Regions from separate parts of the Homo sapiens genome. Here region 1 is linked to region 2. Evidence: read pairs that join two places in POLR2A ChIA-PET (ENCODE). Cell type or tissue: GM12878. All regions are shown on one strand. Each heading gives the region's core, and the rest is flanking DNA. Links, peaks and the distances in the headings are about the cores only. Region 1 overlaps SPRYD4 (SPRY domain containing 4). Region 2 overlaps RBMS2 (RNA binding motif single stranded interacting protein 2).

What was found. Peaks named below come from ENCODE experiments on the same cell type or tissue, not always from the same donor. Only the 100,000 strongest peaks of a DNase experiment are listed, where the experiment ranks them.
Region 1: POLR2A ChIA-PET joins it to region 2 with 5 read pairs; 10 of 35 experiments call an interaction of 5 or more read pairs at or near these places.

What each region holds. Positions count from the first base shown.
Region 1 is chr12:56,474,631-56,480,006 of GRCh38, forward strand. SPRYD4 (SPRY domain containing 4) reads left to right here. Exons shown (of 2, transcript NM_207344.4): 2 at 1-5,078. It overlaps GLS2 (glutaminase 2), which reads right to left. Exons shown (of 18, transcript NM_013267.4): 3 at 5,150-5,271; 4 at 4,422-4,551; 5 at 3,553-3,632; 6 at 3,303-3,466; 7 at 3,030-3,088; 8 at 1,315-1,347; 9 at 994-1,052; 10 at 414-480; 11 at 216-266; 12 at 1-90. Among named protein-coding and RNA genes, the nearest start is that of SPRYD4, 8.7 kb to the left of the region's middle. In GM12878, for the core only: no CTCF peak of the experiment used is centred there; no DNase peak of the experiment used is centred there.
Region 2 is chr12:56,579,182-56,584,557 of GRCh38, forward strand. It overlaps RBMS2 (RNA binding motif single stranded interacting protein 2), which reads left to right. Exons shown (of 14, transcript NM_002898.4): 6 at 2,003-2,082; 7 at 2,218-2,327; 8 at 2,652-2,698; 9 at 2,878-2,971. Among named protein-coding and RNA genes, the nearest start is that of BAZ2A, 48 kb to the right of the region's middle. RefSeq lists an enhancer at 2,965-3,014. In GM12878, for the core only: no CTCF peak of the experiment used is centred there; a DNase peak (open chromatin) is centred at 2,770.

The sequences.
Region 1 (5,376 bases), core at 91-5,090, 100 kb before region 2:
ACTCTCGCCTGTGATGGGGCAGATCCCACCGTTGGCGAGGGTGGCTGCCATGACACTGCCTGATTCACAAGTGACCTCCACAGAACACAGCTATGAAAACAAAGAATAGGTGAAGATGTGACGTGAACCTGCACATGGGACCCTCGGGTGTAGGGAAAGGGCAAGGGCAAGGACAGTCTGTCCTGTTCCCTCGGCCCTGAGCAGTGTTTTCTTACCTGGAAGTAGAGATCAAGGGCAGCCATCATGTCCACCCCCTTAGGAAAGCACTGCAAGGAAGAGAGGGGAGAGCATTTCTCTTCAGGACATCAGCCCTTTCACACTGTCAGGGTCTCAGCTGAAGCCCCCAACCCCTACTGCCCTTCCACTAGCAGCAGAATTCCCAGGGACTTTCTCTTCCGGCCTCTTCTGGTTACCTTCTTTTCCTTGAGATAATAGCCGATGGCATAATTCCGATCCCCTGTTTCCTTCTCTGACTGGAATCTGAAGCAAACACCCAATTTAGTACTTGAAGTTGGAGGAGTGGGTGTTGGGAGAAGGGGAAAAATTACCTTCCCTGGAGAGACAGAACTACATCACACCACAAACTAAATGAACCCCTTTATAACTTCTCACAGTAATATTAGAGGAAATTTCTGAACCTGAGCAAACACTCAGCATAGTTTTGTTATAAAGTAAACCCAAACCAAACACCCCAAACTGTCTAGTCATCTAGGAAAACTGGTGAAGTTTTTGGCTTTGAAAGTCTTGGCAAGAAAGGGCTTAGGCACAAACCATCACACTGCCTCTCTCATTATGTACTAATTAGAAATGGAACAAATTATTTTACAAGATAAACAAATGTTTATGAAGGGACTCAGAGGAAGCTGGAGGGCCAAAGTTCCCCTGGGATTTCTTCCTCCTAAGATTCTCTCTCCCCCATTCCTCTTGTCCCCATCCTAAGTACACACACATACACCACAATGCTTTCAGTCAGTCCTCTGAGTAGGGACTTACGTGGCATTGCTGAAACCCATGTATTCATTCCCAGCCATTTTGTTGAGATACTGCAACACCTGGAAGAGAAAAAGGGACATTGAGGCTCCACTTGGTTAAGAAGCTCTATTAATACCTCACAGGTTGACTAGCCCTTCTGAACTCAGGTCTTGTCAAGAGGCTTTCCTCTCTGAGGCCAGCAGATTTCCACATTTCTGGAAATAAGGCTTCTAGTATGGGCTGGTGCACCTGGTAGTGGGGTTAGAGAGCCACTGGGGCAGCTGGAGAGGACAGCATGCCATGGCGAAATGCAGCCAGGGGCTAAGTAGCAAGGGAACTTACAAAATCAAACTTCTCTGCTTTGTTACAGTCCATCTGCAGAGAAAGAGAGAGATGTCAGCATTCTAAGTGTAGGAGGATGACAGAGGGAAGGGTCAGAAGGATCTAGTGGAGTTCTAGTGTTAGTCTGGTCCTGCTGCTGCAAATGTGTTCAATTTTATAATGGCCCTTTTTTTATCCTTCTGAAAACACCGCACTTCCATTGGCTCCTCTCTTTCTCTTTCTTTTTTTTGAGACAGTCTTGCTTTGTCACCCTTGTCACCCAGGCTGGAGTGCAGTGGCACGATCATGGCTCACTGCAGCTTTGACCTCCCAGGCTCAAGCGATCCTCCCACTTCAGCCTCCAAGTAGCTCGGATTACAGGCATGAGCCAGCTTGCTGGGCCATCCCACTTCCATTCTCAATCCAAACCCTCATCCCTGACTCCCACGTTCATTTTCCTGACTCGAATCCTGTCTCCTAGCCCCACCCTATCCCTGATCTCCATCCCCATTCCTTACACCCCATGCTGGAGCTTTACTCCATCCCATTGGCCAGCATGATGGTTCATGCCTGTAATCTCAGCAATTTGGGGGGCTGAGGCAGGAGGATCGCTTGAGACCAGGGGTTTGAGACCAGCCTAGGCAACATAGGAGAGACCCTGCCTCAATTTTTTTTTTTTTTTTTTTTTGAGATGGAGTCTTGCTCTGTCGCCCAGGCTGGAGTGCAGTGGCAGGATCTCGGCTCAACTGCAAGCTCCGCCTCCCGGGTTCATACCATTCTCCTGCCTTAGCCTCCCGAGCAGCTGGGACCACAGGTGCCCACCACCAAGCCTGGCTAATTTTTTGTATTTTTAGTAGAGACGGGGTTTCACCGTGCTAGCCAGGATGGTCTCGATCTCCTGACCTCGTGATTTGCCCACCTCGGCCTCCCAAAGTGTTGGGATTACAGGCGTGAGCCACCGCGCCTGGCCTCTATATTTTTTAAAAAAGGTCCTACTTAGATGGGAATGGGATGAGGCAGGTCCCAGATACAGGTTTGTAGATGGAGCCATCACAGAACAAGGGGAGAGACTCAGCCTCTTTTCCTCACCCAGACTCATTGCTTACTCATGTGTCAACTACAGAGTCAATACCACAGGGACTCTGATACCTGAGTCCCTGAGGGGAGGATTCCTAACACCACCTTCCCCAGGAGGGGCTGTGATTGGCTCCAGGGTGTTGCTGCCCAGCTGCTCCCAGGTTCTTGCTCAAGCCCTGGGAGACCTACAGCTGATGGGCTAGTCTGACACCCTGTTCAAGGCCAACTCACAGTTCCAGGTGACGTGAATAACTGCCCTGGCCTGGCCATTCACCCTTGCCTGCAGGTGTCCCACACCCAGAAGTGGCCAATCAGTGCCCAATAGTGCTGTCCTCCCCTTGTCTCTGGCATTTGGCCCTTGGTCCTAGGCAGGGGTCAGGACCTGCTCACTTCTCTAAGGGTCAGAAAGCTCTAGGCTCTAGACTCATGGGTGGGGGCAGGGAACAGTACTGAGTGGGGATGACGGAGGTGGTGCAGTCTCTTATACTGACATTGTCAGCATAACATGTGGGTCCCTGCTGTGCCTCATGTGCCTTCTGGGGACCCTCAAAGGAATCAGAGCCCCACCAGTCTCCCTGGAGAGCTGAACAAATATGAGGGATACAGGAACACAGGAGCTTAGAGGATAATACCTATCAGAAGGTTAAGGTGGCACTGACCTTGATCAGGGAGCTGACAACAATGGCACCAGCATTGACCATGGGGTTATGGGGGATTCCTGGGGAAATACAAACCACCAAGAGTCTTAGCCACTGAACAAAGCCTCCCTGACAGCCCGCTCACTTTGTGGGTTAGACAAGAAAGACTGCTAGGGAGAAAGGCATGACAGGGCTAATCAGGAAGGGCAGAGAAACAAAAAAGGCTGGGAGATGGGGTGGGGATAAGGAGAAGGGGACAGCTGTAAGTACGGTCTGAGCCTTGGTAGTGCTCACCTTCCTCATTGAGGGAGAGCTTGTTGTAGCGCAGGCCACTTGGCTCTTTGCCCACAAACTTGTGCACGTAGTCAGTGCCTAGGGTGCTTATGGAGATGGCATAGGTGAGGGGCTTCACACAGGACTGCAGGCAGAAGGGGATCTTTGTGTGGCCCACAGAGTGCCTGGAGGCAGACAGATGCCATGAAAGGGGTTGGCCTGTGTTCGGCACCTGTGCCCTGCCTCCCCTTCCTCTTGCCCAGCATCTCACCGTTGACCATCCACAGTGCACAGGGAGACACCCCACAGGTCTGGGTTTGACTTGGCCAGCTGAGGGATGTAGGCTGCCACCTGGACATGAGTGGGTAGAGAAAAGGGAGATGGATGTGGAGAAGAGGAACAGAGTTGAGGTTGAGGGTCAAGAGAATCTTTTAGATAAAAGCTAAAATTCTGTCTTCTATAGGGCAGAGGGGTTCCCTCCTGCCTGTTGCTCCCAGAAATGCCCGAGCCTTAAGTCCTAGAAGGCCATATCTTTGTGTATCCGCAATCCTGTAGAGATAGCAGTAAAGCCAATGGAAGTTAAAAAAGGAGAATTCTGAGGCAACCTTCCCCTTTTGGTTCTTAGGCTCAGTTACCCTATAAATCCCTTTGAAGGCTCTATTCGATCTTGATTCCCTCACCTGCTCTAGGAATCGTGTATAGAAACACATGAAGCCATGTCACCATTTACAGAAGTTCTGCTTCTCATCTCTCATTCATAGGACTCCCAGCCCCAGGAAATCTCTGAGAAGCGAGGTATATCTAGGTGTGGTGGCTCATGCCTGTAATCCCAGCACTTTGGGAGGCCGAGGTGGGTGGATCACTTGAGATCAGGAGTTCGAGACCAGCCTGGCCAATATGGCAAAACCCCATCTCTACTAAAAATACAAAAATTAGTCGGGCATGGTGGTGTATGCCAGCTACTCGGGAGGCTGAGACAGGAGAATCGCTTGAACCTGGGAGGTGGAGGTTGCAGTGAGCTGAGATTGCACCATTGCACTCCAGCCCGGGTGACAGAGCAAAACTCTGTCTCAGGAAAAAAAAAAAAAAAAAAAATCTGGCCCAGGTCCCTGACCCCTCCCTTAGTCCCCTGACTCTCACTTTGCCTCCAGTGAGCTCTTTGACATCCTCAAAGATGCGATCCACATGGCCCGTGAACTCCTCAAAATCAGGAATGACAAACTTCTTTCGGAATGCCTGGGTCAGGAGCACAATGTTGCTGCTCACACACCTGGATCCCAGACACGATTGGATTAGGGGGCTAGAGAAATGCAGCTGGGACTCACTCTGGAGCCACGGAAATTGGGAATAAAGAAGGTTGAGTGGTCTTCAGGTTTGGGATCAACAGCTCTGTTACCTTTGGCAAATCAGTTTACCTTTCTAGGTCTTAGTTTCCGTACCTCTAAAATGAGGGGTTTTAATGATGTGGAAAGACACTATGTCTTGGGATATGAGAAAAAAAATAAATACCAGAATAATATGTATGTATGTTACCTTGATATTTAAAAAATCCTAAATCATAAAAGTATATTTATATATATTCATGTATGTATGTCAGTACATAGGACATTATCTAGAAGATACCCACTAATCTGCTAATATTTACTTCTGGGAAAAGAGGACAGGGATTGAGTAGGGAGGGAAAGGAGAACATGTATTTCTATATTGTTTGAACTCTTATGATGAGTATTCATGTATAACTTATGTAATAAGTAATAAAATAAAATGAGGAATTGAACTATACAATTCCCAAATTCCTCCCTGCTCTGAGAGTCTATGTCCACAGGACAGTTTTCAGAGAGCAGTGCCCTTGTTTCTGGGGCCCTCACTTTCGGAAGAGATCTCGGTCCAAGAGGCCACCACTACTGGACTCTTGGACCACGCGGTGCATCTCGCTCATGCAGTCTCGGAGCCGAGGATCTGATGTCTGCAGTCCAGTGGCCTTTAGTGCCTTTAGAGGAAAGAAGAGGCCAGAAAGGTCAGCTACAAGGACAGTGATGTACTCCTCATAATCTTTCCCACTGGATACCCAATTAGCTGAACCCCAACCACTACA
Region 2 (5,376 bases), core at 298-5,297:
ACAGTTTTTGAGAAACTTGAGATTCTGAAATGCTCCACGGCCTGCTTACCCTTTGGAAAGACTGTAAGGGGTAGAAGTACCCAACAGAAGACCACAGCTCTACGATACCTAATGTGTGGTTTTCTCTAAAAGGCTCAATTTAAGGACTTTTAACAATATCTTCTTTTGGCTGGTTGCGGTGACTCATGCCTGTAATCCCAGCACTTTGGGAGGATGAGGCGGGCGGATCACGAGGTCAGGAGATGGAGACCATTCTGGCTAACAGGGTGAAACCCCGTCTCTACTAAAAATACCAAAAAAAATTAGCCGGGTGTGGTGGCGGGCACCTGTAGTCCCAGCTTACTTGGGAGGCTGAGGCAGGAGAATGGTGTGAACCCAGGAGGCAGAGCTTGTAGTGAGCCGAGATCGCGCCACTGCACTCCAGCCTGGGCGACAGAGCAAGACTCAGTCTCAAAAAAAAAAAAAAAATCTTTTATAGGAATGGTTCATATTTCTGGTGGTCATTGGCACAGAAAATGTGAGTCTTACTTTAAATATGGGGAAATAGATTAAATATACTGAGTTAATTTAAATATGGAAATAGGTGAAAATACTGTTCCTTGTTCTATATAGTCCCTTATAATTTGTAGAACACATTTATATACATTATCTCCTTTGATCTACACAACACCATGTGGTAGGGTAGATGGATGTTATCTCTAAAGCACAAATAAGGAGTAGATCAGAGGGGTTTTTTTGTTTTGCTTTGTTTTTTGTTGTTGTTTTTGAGACGGAGTCTTGCTCTGTCACCTAGGCTGGAGTGCAGTGGCATGATCTCAGCTCACTGCAGCCTCTGCTTCCCAGGTTCAAGCAATTCTTCTCCCTCAGCCTCCCGAGTAGCTGGGACTACTGGCACGCACCACCACACTCAGCTAATTTTTTTTGTATTTTTAGTAGAGACGGGGTTTCACCATGTTGGCCAGGATGGTCTTGATCTCCTGACCTTGTGATCCGCCCGCCTCAGCCTCCCAAAGTGCTGGGATTACAGGCGTGAACCACTGAGCCTGGCCTTTTTTTTTTTTTTTTTTTTAACACAGATTCTCGCCCTGTTGCCCAGGCTGGAGTGCAATGGCGTGATCTCGACTCACTACAACCTCTGCCTCCCAGGTTCAAGCGATTCTCTCACCTCTGCCTCCTGAGTAGCTGGGACTACAGGCAAGTGCCACCACTCCCGGCTAATTTTTGTATTTTTAGTAGAGATGGGGTTTCTCCATGTTGTCCAGGCTGGCCTCAAACTCCTGACCTCAAGTGATCTGCCTGCCTCAGCCTCCCAAAGTGCTGGGATTACAGGCGTGAGCCACCGCACCCGGCGGATCAGAGGGTTTTTGTGAGTGTCCTAACTCACAGAGCTCTGGGTGGCGAAGTGGTGCTGGAATCTCAGTCTTCTGATTCCTTATTTCTCTTTCTCCAACAAGAAACTAACTCAGTAGACTCCAACATTCCTTTTTCTATCACTATGGGCCATGAACTCTTTCTTATTGCTTTTTCCTTCCACAGATTCATGAAATATTAATGATATTATCAATAGCTAATTAGACCTTGACCTTAATTACAACAAGGAGCAAAAAATAAATATTGGCAAATTCTTAGCTTGTACAATTTTATCAAATTAAAGGAACAATTTTCATTCAGAATTTTCTAATAAAAAATAATGGTAACAACCTCTATTTCTTGTATTCTTATTTATATGGCAGATACAAGAGAGGGCCCATGTTAATAGTCTGAAGACTGCCATTATTCCTATGAGGATCCCATACAGGGACCAGTTGAAAGAACCTTCATTACAAGCTGGGGTTACCTCTTCAAGAACCTTGAATTTGTGTGGCAGACACTCTGTGTTTCTGTAGTCATAACATTTGGAGCAGTTGTGGGGCTGGGAACTTAGAGCTTTGCTTTCTCTTTCAATGTGTGGAGAGCACAGATCCTGGAGAAGCTAGAGCCTAACCCCTCTTATGCTCCTTAGGATGGAGTCCACAGAGAAGTGTGAAGCCATCATCACCCACTTTAATGGAAAATATATTAAGACACCCCCTGGAGTACCAGGTGAGGCATCTGGGGCTCAGGCTGAGAGGGCCACAGGTTGTTACTTCCAGTGAAGATTCTGGAGCAGCTTTGCATGACTGTGCCTGGGCCACATGAGGTGGGACTCAGCTGCCCATCTGCCTTCTCTCTCGGCAGCCCCATCCGATCCCTTGCTTTGCAAATTTGCTGATGGCGGGCCAAAGAAACGACAGAACCAAGGAAAATTTGTGCAAAATGGACGGGCTTGGCCAAGGAATGCAGACATGGTAAGAGGACCTCTGAGGAGACAGGAGTACTAACGACATTAAAGTGGAACGGAAATGATCATGGCATGATTTCTGTGAGCTTAGGTGGAAAGCTTGAGAGCTACAGTACGTAATTGAGAAATGCTGGCTGTGAACATACTGCCAGTTTGTTCTCGAGTGTGGCTTTGCGGCCTGCACAATTAGAAAAACTCTGAAACAGCTGTAGTGGGACTTGTCTAGGCTTTAATTTGTTAAACCAAAACATTCCCAGCCTTGGACATTCTGGGCCAGCTCCTATTCTCACTCAAGGGCTCACAATGTGAACACTGTGTTCTTTCTTTATAGGGCGTCATGGCCTTGACCTATGACCCCACCACAGCTCTTCAGAATGGGTAAGGTTTTATATAATCAAGCCACCTGAAAATGATAATGGCCTGTGTCCAGACACTCAAATGATTCATCTTGATTCTCTCTATTTGAAAGTCAAGGGAACGTTGGCTGTGCCTATCAGTTGGGACCCTTCCCTTGTGGTTTCCTGTGACTCAGTACTGATTGAGGTTCCTTCCCACAGGTTTTACCCAGCCCCCTATAACATCACCCCCAACAGGATGCTTGCTCAGTCTGCACTCTCCCCATACCTTTCCTCTCCTGTGTCTTCGTATCAGGTATGTTCATGCCTGAAAAATGGTGTGGTGGTTTTCCCTACTACTGTGCTTTAAGTGAAGTAATATAAGGCTAGGAACTACTTGTTTTTTGTTTTTCCTTTTAATCATATTACACACAATTTTACATAACAGCGTAAAAGATGATCTGTGCATGTGGTCATATATATGGTATACAGTTTTAATGGTGTCCTCTTACTCCCCCTCCACCACCTCCACAAGTAAACTCATGTTAATGTCCTACTGTGTAGCATTTGTCATATTTTTTCATATGAATACACATATGTATAGCATTTGGGGAGTTGTTTATTTTACAAAAATTGGACCAGATTAAATATATTTTTACATTCACTCATCTCACTTAACAGTATCCTACACCAGTGATTCTCAAAGTGTGGTCCCTGAACAAGCAGCATCAGCATCATCTGAGAATTTTTAGAAACAGAAATTTTGGACTACCCTCCAAATCTACTGAATTACAAACTCTGAGGATGGGGCCCAGTGATCTGGGCTTTTGTTTGTTTGTTTGTTTGTTTTAAGAGGGCGTCTCCCTCTGTTGCCCAGGCTGGAATGCAGTGGTGCAATCTCGGCTCACTGCAATCTCCGCCTCCTAGGTTCAGGCGATTCTCCTGTTTTAGCCTCTGGAGTACCTGGGATTACAGGCATGCGCCACCACGCCCAGCTAATTTTTGTTTTTTTTAGTAGAGACGGGGTTTCACCATGTTGGCCAGACTGGTCTCAAACTCCTGACCTCAGGTGATCCGCCCGCCTCGGCCTCCCAAAGTGCTGCGCCACGCCCAGCCGTGATCTGGGTTTTAACAAGCCCTCCAGGTGATTCTGTTGCAGCTAATGTTGAGATCCTCTGCTCTAATTTTATCTTTTTTAATGGTTGCATTATATTTCATGCTGCAGATATGCCAGAATTCTTTAGCTATACCCAATGGGGGCATTCACTTAGATTCGTTTTTTTGCTGCTATCAATAATGCTCCACTAAACACCCTTGTGCTATATTTTTATATATGAATGCTTCTATTTCTGGGGGCTAGAGTCCCAGGAGGTGGATTGCTAGGTTGAATGCTATATGGATTTTCAGTTTTATAGATGTTGCCAGATTGCTTTCCACAAAGGCTGTGTCACCTCACATTTCTACCAGCCATGTATGAAAGTACCCATTTCCTTCCAGGCATAGGTGCTACTGCTCTTTTAAAATTGTTCCTGTCTTGCTGGGCACGGTGGCTCATACCTGTAATCCCAGCACTTTGGGAGGCCGAGGCAGGTGGATCACCTGAGGTCAGGAGTTCGAGACCAGCCTGGCCAACATGGTGAAACCTAGTCTTTACTAAAAACACAGAAATTAGCTGGGCATGGTGGCGGGCGCCTGTAATCCCAGCTACTTGGGAGGCTGAGGCCAGAGAATTGCTTGAACCCAGCAGGCAGAGGTTGTGGTGAGCCGAGATCGCGCCACTACACTCCAGCCTGGGCGACAAGAGTGAAACTCTGTCTCAAAAAAAAAAACAAAAAAATTGTTCCTGTCTTGATGAATGTAAAGTACATCGTTATTTTAATTTGCATGTCCCTTACTATAGGTGAATTTAACCATTTCATTTGTCATAGTTTGATTGGCTTCTCTCTGATTGCTATTCATATGCTTTGTCCATGTTTCTATTTGGTTATTTGTTCTTTTCCCATCAACTTATAAAAACTCCATGTAAGTATTAATCTTCTAAATGTTATCTTTGTTACAAATTTTTTTCCAATTTTATTTTTTGGCTGTTGAATTTGTGGTCCTCAAACTTTAGCGATGTATCAGAATCATGTGGAAAGCTTATTGAAAACTGGATTGCTGGGCACCACACCCAGTTCCTGGTTCAGTAAGATGGGTGGAAGGCAAGAATTTGCATGTCCAACAAGTTCCCAGGTGATGCTGCTGCCACTGCTGCTGGTCCAGGGACCATAGTGTGGGAATCACTAGTTTTTGCCATATAAAAGTTTAAAATTTGGCCAGGTGTGATGGCTCATGCCTGAAATCCCAGCAGTTTGGGAGGCAGAGGCAGGCAGATCACTTGAGCTCAGGAGTTCGAGACCAGCCTGGGCAACATGGCAAAACCCCTGTCCCTACAAAAAATACAAAAATTAGCCAGGTGAGGTGGTGCGTGCCTGTAATCCCAGTAACTCAGGAGGCTGAGGTGGGAGAATTGCTTGAGCCCGGAGATTGAGGTTTCAGTGAGCTGTGATCGCGCCACTGTACTTCATCCTGTGCAACAGAGCAAGACCATGTCTCAAAAAAAAAAAAAAAAAGTTTAAAATTTCTATATAGTTAAATTTGTCTTTTTCTTTTATAAATAACTTTTGAGGCCAGGCACGGTGGCTCACGCCTATAATCCCAGCACTTTGGGAGGCCGAGGAG